Linked DNA regions of Mus musculus: region 2 is linked to region 1. Evidence: chromatin loops called from intact Hi-C (ENCODE). Cell type or tissue: left cerebral cortex. All regions are shown on one strand.

Evidence for each region. Hi-C counts contacts between places; a loop is a spot of excess contacts. Peaks named below come from ENCODE experiments on the same cell type or tissue, not always from the same donor. Only the 100,000 strongest peaks of a DNase experiment are listed, where the experiment ranks them.
Region 2: it touches region 1 in a loop (3-fold over the local background); 5 of 42 quality-filtered maps call a loop at or near these places.

Annotation. Positions count from the first base shown.
Region 1 is chr17:48,200,114-48,208,113 of GRCm38, forward strand. No RefSeq gene overlaps it. Among named protein-coding and RNA genes, the nearest start is that of Trem1, 29 kb to the right of the region's middle. In left cerebral cortex, a CTCF peak has its summit at 3,779 (motif pointing right); a DNase peak (open chromatin) is centred at 3,783.
Region 2 is chr17:48,333,710-48,341,709 of GRCm38, forward strand. No RefSeq gene overlaps it. Among named protein-coding and RNA genes, the nearest start is that of Trem2, 8.7 kb to the right of the region's middle. In left cerebral cortex, a CTCF peak has its summit at 3,358; DNase peaks (open chromatin) are centred at 663 and 3,356; H3K27ac peaks cover 209 bases.

The DNA of each region.
Region 1 (8,000 bases):
TGGGTGTAGCAGAAAACTGGGTTTCACAGTAAACAACTGGGTGTCACAGTAAACTTGGTGTTACAGTAAACTGGGCTTCACAATAAACTGGGCGTCACAGTATACTGGGTGTCATCACAGTAAACTGGGTGTGTGTCACAGTAAACTGGTCATCACAGTAAACAACTGGGTATTACAGTTAAACTGGATGTGTGTCTCAGTAAGCTGGGTGTGTGTCTCAGTAAACTGGGTGTCACAGAAAACTGTGTGTAATCACACTAAACCTGGTGTAATCACAGTAAACTGGGGTCGTCAGTATAAATGGATGTCACAGTAAAATAGTGTGTGTCACAGTAAACTGGGTGTTACAGTAAACTGGGTGTGTGTCACAGTAAACTGGGTGTCACAGAAAACTGGGTGTGTGTTACAGTTATCTGGGCATTACAGTAATCAACTGGGTGTCAACGTAAACTGGGTGTCACAATAAACTGGGCATCACAGTAAACAATTGGGTGTCACAGTAAACTGTGTGTCATCACAATAAACATGGTGTCATCACAGTAAACTGGGTGTGGTCACTATAAACTGGGTGTGTGTCACAGTAAACAGGGTGTCACAGCAAAAAGGGCGTCACAGTAAACAACTGGGTATCACAGTAAAGTGGGTGTCACAGAAATCTGGGCATCACAGTAAACAACTGGGTGTCACAGTAAAGTGGGTGTCACAGTAAACTGGGTGCCACAGTATAATGGGTCTCATCACAGTAAACTAGGTGTGTGTCACAGTAAACTGGGTGTATCAGAAAACTGGGTGTGTATCACAGTAAACTGGGTGTTTCAGCATACTGAGCATAACAGTAATCAACTGGGTGTCACAATAAACTGGGCGTCACGGGAAACAACAGAGTGTCACAGTAAATTGTGAGTTATCACAGTAAACTGTGTCTCACCACAGTAAATCTGGTGTCATCACAGTAAACTGGGTGTTGTCACTCTAAATTGGGTGTCACAATAAACTGGGTGTGTGTCACGGTAAACTGGGTGTGTGTCACAGTAAACTGGTTGTATGTCACAGTAAATTGGGTGTCACAGTAAACAACTGGGTGTCAGAGTAAAGAGGATGTCACAGAGAACTGGGCATCATAGTAAACAACTGAGTGTCACAGTAAACTGGGTGTCACAGTAAATACCTGGGTGTCACAGTAAACTGTGTTTCACTGTAAACAGGGTGTTACAGTAACTGGGCGTCACAGTAAACACCTGGGTGTCACAGTAAACTGGGAGTGTGTCATAGTAAACTGGGTGTAACAGAAAACTGGGTGTCACTGTAAACTAGATGTGTGTCACAGTAAACTGGGTGTCACAGAAAACTGGGTGTGTGTTACAGTAAACTGGGTGTCACACTAAACAACTGGGTGTCACACTAAACTCGGTGTCGTCACAGTAAACTGGGTGTGTGTCAAAGTTAGCTGGGTGTCACAGTAAACTGGGTGTGTATGTTGCAGTAAACTGGGTGCAACAGTACACTGTGTGTCATGGAAAATTGGTTGTCACAGTAAACTGGGTGTTTCTCACAGTAAACTGGGTGTCACAGCAAACTGGATGTCACAGTATACTGGGTGTCATCAGGGTAAACTGGGTGTGTGTCACAATAAACTCGGTGTCACAGAAATCTGGGCAACATAGTAAACAACTGGGTGTCACAATAGAGTGGATGTTACAGAAAACTGGGCATCACAGTAAACACCTGTTTGTAACAGTAAACTGGGATTAACAGTAAACAACTGGGTGTCACAATAAACTGGGAGTGTGTCACAGTAAACTGAGTGTCACAGCAAACTGGGCATCACATAAACAATAGGGTGTCATAGTAAAGTGGGTGTCACAGATACTGGGCGTCACAGCAAACAACTGGCGGTCACAATAAACTGGCGGTGTGTCACTGTAAACTGGGTGTAACAGAATACTGGGTGTCACAGTAAACTGGGTGTGTGTCACAGTAAACTGGCTGTGTGTCACAGAAAACTGGGTGTGTGTTACAATAAACTAGGCATCATAGTAATCAACTGGGTGTCCCAGTAAACTGGGTGTCACAGTAAACAACTGGGTGTCACAGTAAACAACTGGGTGTCACAGTAAACTGGGAGTGTGTCACAGTAAACTGGGTGTAACAGAAAACTAGGTGTCACAGTAAACTGGTTGTGTGTCACAGTAAACTGGGTGTCACAAAAAACTTGATGTGTGTTACAATAAACTGGTCATCATAGTAAATAACTGGGTGTCACAGAAAAATGGGTGTCACAATATACTGGGCGTCATAGTAAACAACTGGGTGTCAAAGTAAACTGGGAGTGTGTCACAGTAAACTGCATGTAACAGATAACTGGGTGTCACAAAAAACTGGGTGTGTGTCACAGTAAATTGGGTGTCACATTAAACAACTGGGTGTCACAGTAAACTGGGCATCACAGTAAACAACTGGGTGTCACAGTAAACTGGGTATGTGTTACAGTAAACTGGGTTTCACTGTAAACTGGGTGTCATAGTAAATAACTTGGTGTCACAGTAAACTGAGTTTCACAGTTAACTGGGTGTGTGTCACAGTAAACTGGGTGTCAAAGTATACTGGGTGTCATCATGTGGGACCCCGACTTAGAGCATTTCTCCCTGGAAGGTAAAGCACCTGGACGTTCCCCAAGCTTGTTTTCCCTGATCTCTAAAAATACACCCAGAAAGAGGCTCTTTGTTCTCTATAGCCAGCAAAAAGCCTTTTTGTTTCTATACTTTACAACCAGAGATGCCTGCCTTCCTGTGCCGAGGACATGATGATAAAAATTCAGAAAGAACTCACACCCCACTCCTGCCTTGTAAATTTCACCAAGGACACCTGGAAGAGAAGAACTCTCTTCCCAACTCCTCCCAACTTTTCCCAACTCCTCCCAACTCTTCCCAACTCCTCCCAATTCCTCAGCTATCTGTTAAAAGCCCCCTACTGTCACCGCTCAGGGTCAAACTCCCCTGCCCTGCACGGCGGATGGACTTTGTCCTCAGCTAGCTGATAATAAAACCTCTTGCAGTTTGCATCAGGTATGGTTTTCTCTTGGGTCACTGGGGTGCTGGCCAGCTCATTCCAGGACTTGAGCGGAGGCCCAGCTTCAGGGGCCTTACATGTGGGGGCTCGTCCGGGATTTGTGGCCTACCCTAGTTCTCAGAGACCCCGCTTGGAGGTAGGATCCTATCTTTGTCTGTATCTTTGTCTATGTCTTCATCTGCTGGCTGTGTTTGAATTTGGTATTCTCGGTTTGCAGTCGTCCACTCTCGTGAGAGCAACGAACTTCTTGTCCAGGATGGAGGGGAGGGTTACTGACAGACGTGTCAGGAGTAACTAGCTGTCACCCTGGGAGACGTCCCAGGAGGTCTGAAGGAGTTCTAGGGACGCCTGGAGATCTCCCATCGGGGTGCCAAGTAAGAGTGTGCTCACTTAGCCATCTGTTTCTGTTACTGGGTGCCAAGTGAGAGTGTGCTCACTCGGCCGTCTGATTAGGTCCTGGTCTCGGTTATTGTAATCTTTTTGTGTGTATATCTTGTTTGTTTCCCTGTATGTGACTCTGACGATTGGACAGACTAGTAGCTCTCCCCTTGGATTGACTCTTGAGCATTGGACTGAAATTAAGATTAAGACTCACATTCTGTCTGTAGATGTCAGAATGAGATTTTAGAGAACTTTCTGCTCTACAGAATGGCCGGCTTTTGATGTTAGTTGGCCACCAGAGGGCACTCTTGGTTTGGTTGTGATTTCTGCTGTTAAAGTTGTTGTTTTGCAGAGGGGACCAGGGTCTCAGCCAGATCAAGTGCCCTACATTCTCATCTAGAAAAATTTAGCGCAGGACCCCCCCCATCCTGGTTGAAGCTTTGGGTTCAGAAGAACAAGCTGGGCTCCCGAATCCTGGCTCTCTGCCACTCAGAGAAAAAAACTAAGATAAAAACGGTGGGGGCTGAACCACAACCCTCGGCTCCTCCCAAGGTCAATCCATAGATAGAAGAACCTCCAGAATGGTGTAACACCCCACTCCCATACCCCCAACCGGTCCCCTCCCAGATCTCTCAACAGGGTGCTGCTGGAGACGTGGGGGAGGGACCAGCTGCTGGAACCTGAGGCCTGCGAGCTCAGAGCCCAGAGGAACCAGATTCAACCACCTCACTGCCTTTATGTACTTATGGCCCTCCTCCAGCGGACCCCAGACAACTGCAGCCCCTTCAGTACTGGCCTTTTTCCTCCTCTTATCTCTATAATTGGAAGGTAAACCATGCCCCCTTCTCTGAAAACCCCTCTAGTCTTACTAATCTAATGGAATCTCTCATGTTCTCTCATCAGCCCACTTGGGATGACTGTCAGCATCTTTTACAGGTTCTTTTCACCACAGAGGAGAAGGAGAGGACTCTGCTGAGGCAAGAAAGAGCATGCTGGGGGCCAATGGACTACCGACACAACTTCTGAATGAAATAGATGCAGGCTTCCCTCTGACATGTCCTGACTGGGACCCTAACAGGCCTGAAGGTGGGGAGCGGTTGACAATTTTCTGCCGGGCTCTGGTAACAAGACTGAAAGGAGCTGACAGGTGCCCCATCAATTTGGCCAAGGTAAGAGAGATCCTACAAGAGGAAAAGAAGCCCCCAGCAGTGTTTTTGGAGCACCTCTTAAAAGCATACAGGCATTACACTCCCTTTGTCCCTACTTCAGAGGGCCAACAGGCGGTGGCCATGGCTTTCATCAGGCAGTCTGCTTCTGACATTAGGAGAAGGTTACAGCATCTAGAGAGTCTGCAAACATTATATTTGCAAGATCTGGTTAAGGAGGCAGAGAAAGTGTACCATAAGAGAGAGACTGAAGAAAAAAAAAGAGAAAGAGAAAAGAGAGAGGCTGAAGAAAGAGAAAGTAGACAAGATAGAAGGCAGGAAAGAAATTTAACTAGGGTTTTGGCTGCATTCACAGGTGATAAGGAGGTTTATAGAAAAGGGGGAGGGAGTAGACAGACAGGGTACCTGGGCAACACAGGGCCGAAGAGACTTCAAAACTCCAGAGGACCTTCACGACCACCTCTAGATAAGAACCAATATGCATACTGTAAAGAAAAGGGACACTGGGCAAGAGACTGCCCCAAGAAAAAGACAGACATCAGACCACCCAAGGTCCTTACCCTAGAGGATGAAGACTAGGGGAGACGGGGCTTGGACCCCCTCCCCGAGCCTAGGGTAACCCTAACTGTGGAGGGGACCCCTATGGATTTCCTTGTTGATACCGGAGTTTTCAGTCCTGAAAGAGCCACTGGGGAAATTGAGGAACAAGAAAACCGTAGTAATCGGGGCTACTGGCCAGAAACCATACTCTCGGACCACTGATAGGAAAGTTGATTTGGGAAGAAGCCAAGTAACTCATTCCTTCCTCGTCATTCCTGAATGCCCCACCCACCCCATTGTTGGGGAGAGACTTACTATCAAAATTAAAAGTCCAAATAAGCTTCTCTTCAGAAGAAACTTCAGTCTCTTGGCAAGCCCCTATCTCTATAATTTTAGCTTTAAAATTAAAAGAAAAATATAGATTACATGAGCCTCAAGCCCCATCGAGAAAAGTACTAGAAGGGACCTGGTTAGAGAGATATACTCAAGCCTGGGCAGAGACTAGAGGTATGAGAGAGGCAAAGAGGGTGCCCCCATCGTTGTGATGCTGAAAACTGGTGCAACTCCTGTCAGGGTACAACAATACCCCATGAGCAAAGAGGCCCGAGAGGGCATCAGACCTCACATTCAAAGGCTAGGTGTTTTGGTCCCTTGTCAGTCTTCCTGGAATACTCCGTTGCTACCAGTTAAAAAGCTTTGCCACCCTGGCAGCCCCACTCTACCCCCTTACTAAAGAGACTGAGACTTTCTCATGGACCCCCATACACCAGGAGGCCTCTAAAGAGATTAAAAAGGCCTTTCTTAGTGCACCAGCCCTAGCCCTGCCGGACCTGACTACGCCTTTCACTCTCTATGTAGACGAAAGAGCAGGAACAGTGAGAGGGGTCCTGACCCAAGCTCTGGGGCCATAGAAACGACCTGTGGCCTACTTGTCAAAAAAATTAGACCCAGTGGCCAGTGGGTGGCCATCTTGCTTAAAAGCTATCACTGTTGTGGCACTACTTCTCAATGATGCTGACAAACTGTCAACGAATTATAGTAGTAGCTCCCCATGCCTTAGAAAGCATCGATAGACAACCACCTGATCGCTGGATAACTAATGCTCATATGACCCATTATCAGAGCCTCTTACTGACTGAGAGAGTGCAGTTTGCACCCCCTGCTGTCCTGAATCCTGCCACCTTGCTGCCAGAAGCCGACGACTCCCTACCAGTACACCAGTGTATGGACATCCTGGTAGAAGAATCCGGAACTAGGAAAGACCTCACTGACCAGCCATGGTCAGGCTGCCCCAACTGGTACATGGATGGTAGCAGCGTTTTGGTCGAAGGAAAGCGAAAAGCAGGAGCAGCAGTGGTCAATGGAAAACAAACTATCTGGGCCAGCAGCTTGCCTGAAGGGACGACAGCCCAGAGAGCAGAGCTAATCACACTCACCCAAGCCTTGCGGCTGGCAAAAGGGAAGAACATCAATATCTACACAGACAGTAGGTATGCTTTCACCACCGCTCACATACATGGGGCAATCTATAGGCAAAGGGGGTTACTCACATCTGCTGGGAAAGATATCAAAAATAAATAAGAAATCTTGAGCCTATTAGAAGCCATACAGTTGCCAAAAAAACTGGCCATCATACATTGCCCTGGTCACCAGAAAGGCCATGATGCCATAGCAAAGGGAAATCAGATGGCTGACCTGGCTGCCAAACAGGTGGCCCAAGGAGCTATGATCCTCATAGCTAGAGAAAAAAATAAAGAACTTAAGAACCATTATGAACTCATAGACAAGGGCTTTGACTACACTCCAGAAGATCTGCAACAATATGTGCCAATCTACACCAGCTCACGCACTTGGGAACTAAGAAGCTCAAAGGCATTGTTAAGAGCTCAAACTACTATGTTATAAAACTGTCCGACGTTGCCCAGGAGATTGTTAATAAATGCCAAGCCTGTGCCCTCACCAATGCCGGGCACCACAAGAATGCCCTTGGAAGGCGGCTAAGAGGTGACCGGCCAGGAGCATACTGGAAAGTAGATTTTACTGAAGTTAAACCAGCCAAGTACGGTAATAAATATCTATTAGCTTTTGTAGACACTTTTTCAGGGTGGGTCGAAGCCTTCCCCACTAAGAAGGAGACTGCCAATGTCATGGCAAAGAAAATAGAGGAAATTTTCCCAAGATTTGGCATCCCTAAGGTACTTTTGTCAGACAATGGCCCCTCCTTCGTTCTTGCGCGCGCTGGACTGGCCAGCAGTAACGATGCTGCAACAGGATCCTTCTGCACGCGTTTATTGGGAGAGCTTGATTGCAGAGGCGAAGAGACCCCGAGCCCAGAACTGGTGCTGCTTATATAGGCCTAGGAGAGGCGTGTCTCACACCCGGATTGGTTATGCACTAAGCCTCATTTGCATGTTCCTCATCTGATTGGCTACTCTCTCTCTCTGTACCTCACAGAGCCTCATTATCATACCTCATTTGCATGTCTCACATCTGATTGGTTATACTCTCAGTACCTCATTATCATGCCCGGGCCAGAATGTGTCTTTGCAAAAAGCTTTACTGCATATGGACACATTGGTTGTTTGTCCAAACTTATGTGTGGTGGCCAGCAGTAGTCAGCACCACTCTGCAATGGCACATGTGGCTTCCCACATCTCCCCCTTTTTGTTTTAATAAAATGAGGCTGGACTAGGCCTGTGCAATTATGTCCATCCGCCGTGGCTCCTGTTTTAAGTCGTTCCTCTAATGTCACAGCCTTATCCGTCATAGGGTAACCCTATTGCCACCGGGCCCCGTGTCTTAGGTTGGACTGTGCACGAGGAAAGTTGCCCGTCTCTGGATACC
Region 2 (8,000 bases), 130 kb after region 1:
AACTGGTGCTGCTTATATAGGCATAGGAGAGGCGTGTCTCACATCCAGATTGGTTATGCACTAAGCCTCATTTGCATGTTCCTCATCTGATTGGTTATTCTCTCTCAGTACCTCACCGAACATCATTAACATACCTCATTTGCGTGTCTCACATCTGATTGGTTATACTCTCAAAACCTCATTATCATGCCTGGGTCAGGCAGTGTCTTGGCAAAAAACTTTACTGCATATGTACACATTGGTTGTTTGCCCAAACTTATGCGTGGTGTCCAGCAGTAGCCTGCGCCACCCTGCAACGACACATGTGGCTTCCCACACTAACCAATCAGACCAAATTAGAGACCCTAGCTATGATACAAATTTTGTCTCTTGCCAAATAGAAAATGCTAGTATAGAGAGTTGGCCTGGTGCTGCTAACATACTCAAATGCTAAACACCAGTCCCCAAGATCTGGGTGCCATCTCAATGAGCAAATTCTCTCGTACACCAAATAATGTTGTATAAACTTTGCTCGCCAATCTTCTCTGAGTGGTTAAATAAAAATGGCCACAGCCGATTACTAGGGAGAATGAAGGTAGGTGGTGATTTCCTTAACAGGCTGGAGGCTGCAGGCAAGGACCATGAGAGAGAAGAGGGAGGAGAAAAAGGAAGAGAGGAGGAGGCTGCTGTAAATGGAGATGAGCCATGAGAAGAGCATCCTGAGGACCAGCTGATGGAGCAGGAAGGCAGCCCAGGGAGACTCAAACAGCAAGTAACTTGGGGAGCGCAGCTGGGAATTAACCAGTCAAGTGTATAAAAATAGATTAGGGATAAGCACCTAGTCATTGTGTTAAGCTGATTAAATACATTGATAGTACTCACTCTCAATTATTGGGGGTCTGGCTGTGTCATGTTAAGAATAGAGCTAATTAATAACCATTTTCAACAAAAGCTAAGACACTTGCTGTCTGCTGGCATTATTAGCCATACAACAGACATAAATGGCCGTTCCCTATTAAGAATTTGAAAGGGACACATAAGACCCAAGAGGATGATGGGCCATTCTGACTCCACTTTAAGATTAAAAGCCATCTTATTATAAAGTCACTCCTATTTTCTGTAAAACCTGGATTTAACCAGGTCTTAACCCATCTTCTGGAATTTGACATGTTCCGCACCCTGTACCCTGACCTCCATCCTGATAAGATGTTCTACCAAATAATTTTTAGATGTTCAGCCAAGTTTCTACTAAAATTCCTCTGGAAATCTTCCCAACCCTTAGACCTCTTCTAGTCTTGCAGGTTTTGGGGGGCTATAGAAGCCCTACTTTTTCATATGTTCAATACTATTTCCACAAACCCCACTTTAGGGAGATGGCCCTGACAGAAAATCAAGCTTGCTGAATTTGACCAAAGACTCTGGGTAATCTTGTTTGGTGGGATTAACAACTCACATTCGTTTTTAAACACAGTTACTGCAATAGTTGGTGCAAGAGTCCATGTGGGGGTTATACTTGGAGTGGGAGGGGGCTCTGAGGAGAAGACCTGATCTGTCACCACCCAATGGAGGACAGAGGTGAAGCCACAGGGAGGTGCAGAGGCTCGGGGCTGTTATGAAGCAAGAGGCAGAGGAGTGATGTCCGTTTCTTTGGGACATGGATGCTGAGGAGAAGGACTTGAGAAACACAGCAGTGGTGTTCTGGTTAGCGGTCCATTACAGTGATAAACACCATGACCAAGAGTCCTTTGGGGAAGAAGGGATTTATTTGGCTTTCACGTCCTCATCAAGAGCCATTAACGATGGAAGTCAGGGAAGGAACCTGAAGGCAGGAACTGAAACAGAAACTATGGAGGAATCCTGGTTACCACCCACTCTGCTCCCCAACGGATAGAAGGAGACCACCTACCCAGGTACCACCCTCAATGAGCTGTGGCCTCCCCATATCAATCATGAATCGGGAAAATGCCCCACTGTGTTGCCGACAGGCCAATCCTATGGTAACATTATCCCAATTAATTTTCCTCTTCCCAGATGGTCTTAGAGCTTCTGTCAAGTTAACAAACCGCTAACCAGCACAGGGATGTAACCTCTGATGAGAAGTCTGGTGGCCAGTCTTGGAAAGACACTAAATCTTGAAGGAGCTGGGAAAGATTCTGCCCCCAAAGAGAGATCAGTGTGAGGGTGGTTTGGTGACCCTAAGCAAGTAGCCTGAGAAGTTCTGGTCCTTTGGTTGAGTTAATGAGAGGAGAGAATTTGAAAGAGGCAGAAGCTCCCACAGACATGGGAGTCACATTGTTGTTGAGCTGTAGGTGAGCTAGCTGTGGTAACACACCACCCGGACACGAGCTTGCTTCTCATCCCAGCTCCAGTGTCAGTTACCAAGGAGGCTCTGCTCCACACAGACATCCAGGCACCCACGTTCTTTCCCACAAGGGTGTCTGTCACCTTGAGAAACTAGAGCATCTGGGGGGACCGTCTCCATCCAGGTGAAGAAAGGGAGAGGACATGGGGGATTGAATCAGAGGTCTGTGGGCCAGGTCTGCAGCCAGTAAACTTCATTTCTTGTAAAACACAGTATATAGCCAGCTCTGGTTGCACAAGAATTTAAAAGATGTAGGCTACCCGGGCGGTAGTGACACACGCCTTTAATCCCAGCACTTGGGAGGCAGAGGCAGGCGGATTTCTGAGTTCGAGGCCAGCTTGGTCTACAGAGTGAGTTCCAGGACAGTCAAGGCTACACAGAGAAACCCTGTCTCGAAAAACCAAAAAAAAAAAAAAAAAAAAAAAAAAAAAAAGATGTAGGCTAGCCTTTTTTCTTCTTCTTCTTCTTCTTTTTTTAGGACATTAAACAAGCTGAGTGTGGGGGACCACGCCTGTAATCCCAGCACTCTGGAGGCAGAAGCAAGAGGGTCTCTGTGAGTTCTAGGACAGCCTGGGCTACACGGAAAGACTGTGTTAAACAAACACAAAAGAAACCCAAAGAGAGGTTTTATCCTAAGTATTGACAGCACTCATGTGTGCTGGGGGTGTTGGCTTCTTCGTAAGTGTTCTCATAACTTGAGTTATAATTTCTACACACGGGTCTTCAAATTTTAATTTTTCTTAGTTGCTGCTTTAAAATCTCCCCTTAAAAAGACTTAAATTGAATCTTTAATTGAGTCTCAATTTCCAGCAACCAATTTAAGAATGATTCTTGCTTGCTTTTCAAATTCAGAAGCAAATGATAATTTTAGGGTAGATGTTCCATAACTTTAAAAATAGCTTTAGGAACATTTGGGGGTTAACAGAGGTCAGTCTGGCCTTGGCTCTGGCTTTATCTCTTGCCACTAAGAGGGCTGTGACCCAGCATAGACAGGACAACGTAGGGAAACAGCGCCACCGTGCGGAGAGTCTACTGAGGCTGGCCGTGAAACCTGGTTCTGGTCTTTATGTTCAGTAAAGCAGAGATTCTCTAATAACCCTTTTCTGTGAAGGCATTAATGCCTCCATCAGGACAGAAAGAGCCTTTAGGCGGCAGAGCATCCTTGTCTTCCAGCTCTGCCACCTCCAAGGACCCCTACATGTTCATCCATTGAGAAGCTCTCTGAACTCTGTCTCATCACAGAAGCTTCACCATCACCAGGACACAATGACATCATTGGCCATGGTTGACTACTTATCTTCAGCCCCTATCCTTCCCTGAAATTTGAAAGTAGACCTGAAATTCTCAGCCCTCTTAGCCTGGTTCTCCCCCGGCAACTAGCCCCCATCTTGACGCTAGCTCAGAGCCCACCAAGGGGCTCCTACCACTTAGGAAATGTAGGTGTTCCTGTCAGCTGTTCCCCATTCAGACAACTACAGCTATCTCAGGAGATCAAAGTCAGGAATCCAGAGTGAAAAACCCCAAATGGAACAAAGTACTCACATCTACAAGGACATTAGGGATTCTGTCTCAAGAACCTGATCTAGAGACCAAATACGAATTTTTATTACATCATAGCGTCACAAAAACACTCACAAAAGAGAGGCAGAGAGGGGGAGAATATGCAGGAGAAAGATTAAGAAGCAGGGGAGGGAGAGGAGGGGGAGAGAGAGAAGGGAGAGAGGGGGAGAATATGCAGGGCAAGAGTAAAAAGCAGAGGAAAGGGAGGACGGGAAGGGAGAATGAGGAAGAAGGCGGGCAGGAGGCAAAGAAACACATGAACTGAGTACCAACTTTGCATAGTCGTTTGTCTGCTTCCTCGGGTGTAATATGCCCTAAGAATAAAGCAGCGCTTAAAGTGATAACAGCGTCAGAGAGCACAGTGTTGGCAGGGGCATTGCTGCCACTATCCTGTGACTTTTGTACCACCTATGTGACACAAAGCAAATGAGTTGTTATTTGAGCCTCTAACACTACTGTTTGGAGGTAAGGTTCTCTGGGTGGGAGAAAGACAAAGACACATGATGAAGGTGGTAACTCCATCTGAATTTCCATAGAACTCCATAGAATTTTTTTCTATGAATTACTTTATTATTATGGGGGGGTCACAGTTGACATAATCTGGACATAGAGAGAGATCAGGTGACAGCTTTGTGGCATTGGTTCTTTCTATCTACCTTTATGGGGGTTCTAAGGATTAAACTCAAGTTCTCAGGCTTGGGCATCAAGAGCCTTCACCCCTGCTGAATCATCTCAAGGGTCCTCATCTTAGTTTTCTATTGAAAGTGTCTAACAAACAATTAGTCAATGTAATCCTGTAATCCCAGTAGTAGGGATGTGGAAGGCAGAAGGATCAGGAGATCACAGTTATCCTAAGATATAATTCAAGTTTAAGGTTAGCCTGGTCTATATAAGGTGCCATCTTGAAAAAATAAAGGATTGAAGAGTTCTTGCCTCTACCCACTAAAAAAAGCCCAGAATTAGTGACTAGCCCAGTAGCAACGAGGCCCCATAGTATCCAGATTGTGGTCATCATAGTTTCATTTCTGTCGCTGTGATAAAAGGTACTAACAAAAGCAGCTTTAGGAGGGAAAACAACAACAACAACAACAACAAACCATTTATTCAGCCTACAATTCCAGGTTACAGTCTGCTGTCACAGAGAAGCGAAGGTAGGAACCTGAAGCAGCTAGTCACATTCAGGGTCAAAGGCACAGAGAGAATAAATAAATGCATGCTTCTTGTGTTCAGCCACCTCTCTTCACTCATCTAGTCCAGGATCCCCTACCTAGGGAATGGTGCCACCCATGGTGGGCTGGGTCTTCCTACATCAGTTAACACAGTGAAGATCATAACTCATACACTCTTCTACTGGCATGCCCACAACCGACCTGATCTAGACAACCCCTGACTGAGACTGTCTTCTCAGGTGATCCTTGGCTGTACTAAATTAATGATTGTTGCAGGATATTTGATCACACTGAGAACTCTGAGATTGTGTTAACTGAAAACAAACAAACAAACAAACCTGTTTTTAATTGTAGCATGGCTCAGCCTTTAATCACACCTTTAATCCCTCTGGCTAGAATACAGACATGTCTTTAGTATACACTTTTAATCCCAAACAGTAAAGGTAAAATTAGTTTGTAGTTGGAAGCACCCATGTTGCAAGTGATGTCTAATTGAGTGGCAGAGAAAGTGAAAAGTCAGAGAAAGATTCAACAGAATAGAATCTGCCCAATTCTCCCAAGAAGAGAGAGGAACGGGAAGCTACTTGAGGGGCAATGTAGAGAGAGAGCAAAGGCAGTTTTATTGGGAGAGTTTTATAAAGACAGGTTGCAGAGAGAACAAGCTTGACACAGATGAAGACAGAACGAGACAGAGAATGAGAAGGAGCCAGAAGGTTAGGACATATTGCTAGAGTTAGTTCAAGGCCAAGCAGAGCAAAAAGCCAGAGGCCAAGAGAGAAGTCAGAGTGAATCAGTCAACTTGGAGTGGAGTTTGAACCAGAACGGCTAGCTGAGTTGAGCAGCCAGCCAGAGTTCAGAAAGAGCTAGAAAGGATGCACTTATTTAGCAGTAAGTCTCAGAGGCTGAAAACCTTCTAGGCCTAGATAAGATTGTATAGAGATTTGAAGCTTCCAGGACTAGGCCTAGGTTAGCAGACAGAGGTAGTAAGCCTCCAAGAAGACAATCACACCAGAAGAATAAAATATACTTTTACAGATGATCACATACACTGCAGTGTTCTTGAAATACATTTTAAAAAAATTTTTGGGTCAGGTTCTCCCTACATATCCCAGGCTGTCCTTCAAAGCAATCTTCTTGCCTTGACTTTACAACTGTTGGGATCACAGGCCTCTGCAATGACAAATGATAATGCTAACTGTCAACTTGACCGACTCTAGGATTGCCTGAGAGATGAGCCTTGGAACCTGGCTGACGGAGAATATCCTAATTACATTTACAGGACCATCCCGAAAACAGGCAAAGGGAGTTGAGCACCAGAAAACATGGATTGTCTTTCTCTGCTCCTTGACTATGGTTGTGATGATGTAATGCTCAAGCCTCGGATGTCATGGCTTCCCACCATGATGCACTGTAAGCTGGGATGGCAAGCCAAATGCATCATCTCATTTTAAAGCCACTTTCGTCTGAGTATTTTATCACAGCCATGGGAGAAGAAACAAAGACACAGGCCTGGCATTAAAATACTCATTTTCACTAAAAATAGCAACAGCGTTGCCTGAAATGGACTGAGCCAAGTCTAAATAAGAAGTGAAGAAGCCAGGCCTGAGACATCTTGTCATGCCATGTGGCTAGGAAGATGGTGGGCTTAAATCAACTGGAAGGACTCAGTAACTAGCCAGGGGTCAAAGACTGAGTGATTCCCATGGCAACAAAAACAACAACTACAGTGCCTGGAGAGGTGGTGCCTTTGATCCCAGCACTTGAGAGACAGGCAGGCAGATCTGTTTGAGTTTGCTGTCAGCAAATTTATGCATCTTAAAGTTAAGCTGTTTCAAATGTAAATGTATCAAATGTATCAATCTATTTAATGTATCAAGTCTATTTAAGTACATCGAATCTTAAATGCATCAAATCTATTTACCTCGTTTCTTTATACCTAAAACATTACTGGTAACCAGAGTTGCCAATAAAACAGTACACTTGTGTAAAAACCAAACACAACCAATCAACAACAAAACAGTTTATAAATGAGAGAATGAAGCACTCCTGCTTTTTATTTTGAGATGGCTGCTCTGTGCCTCATCCTCCCCAGTGGTGAGATCACGGGTGTGCAGTGGTGGGGTCAGAGGTGTGCAGTGCACCATGTGTCCCCAATGGTGGGATCACAGGTGTGCAGCACAGACTGCTCTTCACCTTTTTTTTGTCACTTAAAAATTACTTATTATTAAAATTACTTAACTATTAATACACACATTGATGTGTATGTGTGTGATGTGTGGGCATACATGTGATGTCAGAGGGCAACTCTGTGTCTCCTTGCTCCCTTGGGTGGGCCCCAAGGAATGAACTTGGGTCATCTGGTTTGAACAGCAGCTGCCTTAACCACTGAGCCATCTCACCCACCCCTCATCTCCTGCTTTTCTGAGCAAGTGTGTCTCACAGAAGTGTTGGGTGACCTGTGAAGAAGGGACATTCACCTCTCTTGTGGATTTGGTCTAACACTTTCATTACGTTATTTGGGTTCCCAAAATTGCACAAGAATCTGAATGTAAGATGCTGAGAGCCCCTGCCCCCAGTTGGTTCTGATTTGAAAATAAAGTTACCAGCGGCCAATGGCTGGGCAGGGAAACAGAGGCAGGACTTTAGGAATCAGAGGCAAGGGGACCAAGGAGAAAGGAGAATCACCATGCTGGGAAAGGAATAAGATCCAGGCTTGAGAGCTGCAGAAGAGAGAGCACACCAATCATGTAAGAGCCTAGGGAAAATGGCCCCAGGACTCCCTCCACCCACTCCCCCGTTTGGTCTAGGGTAACAAAGATGGACTATAGATTTTAGGAAGTAATAACTTAGGAGTATTGGAGGGGAGGCATTAGCAACGTGGAAGTCTGGGAGTAGCTCAGTCATTGAACTGTTTAAGGCATATTAAATAG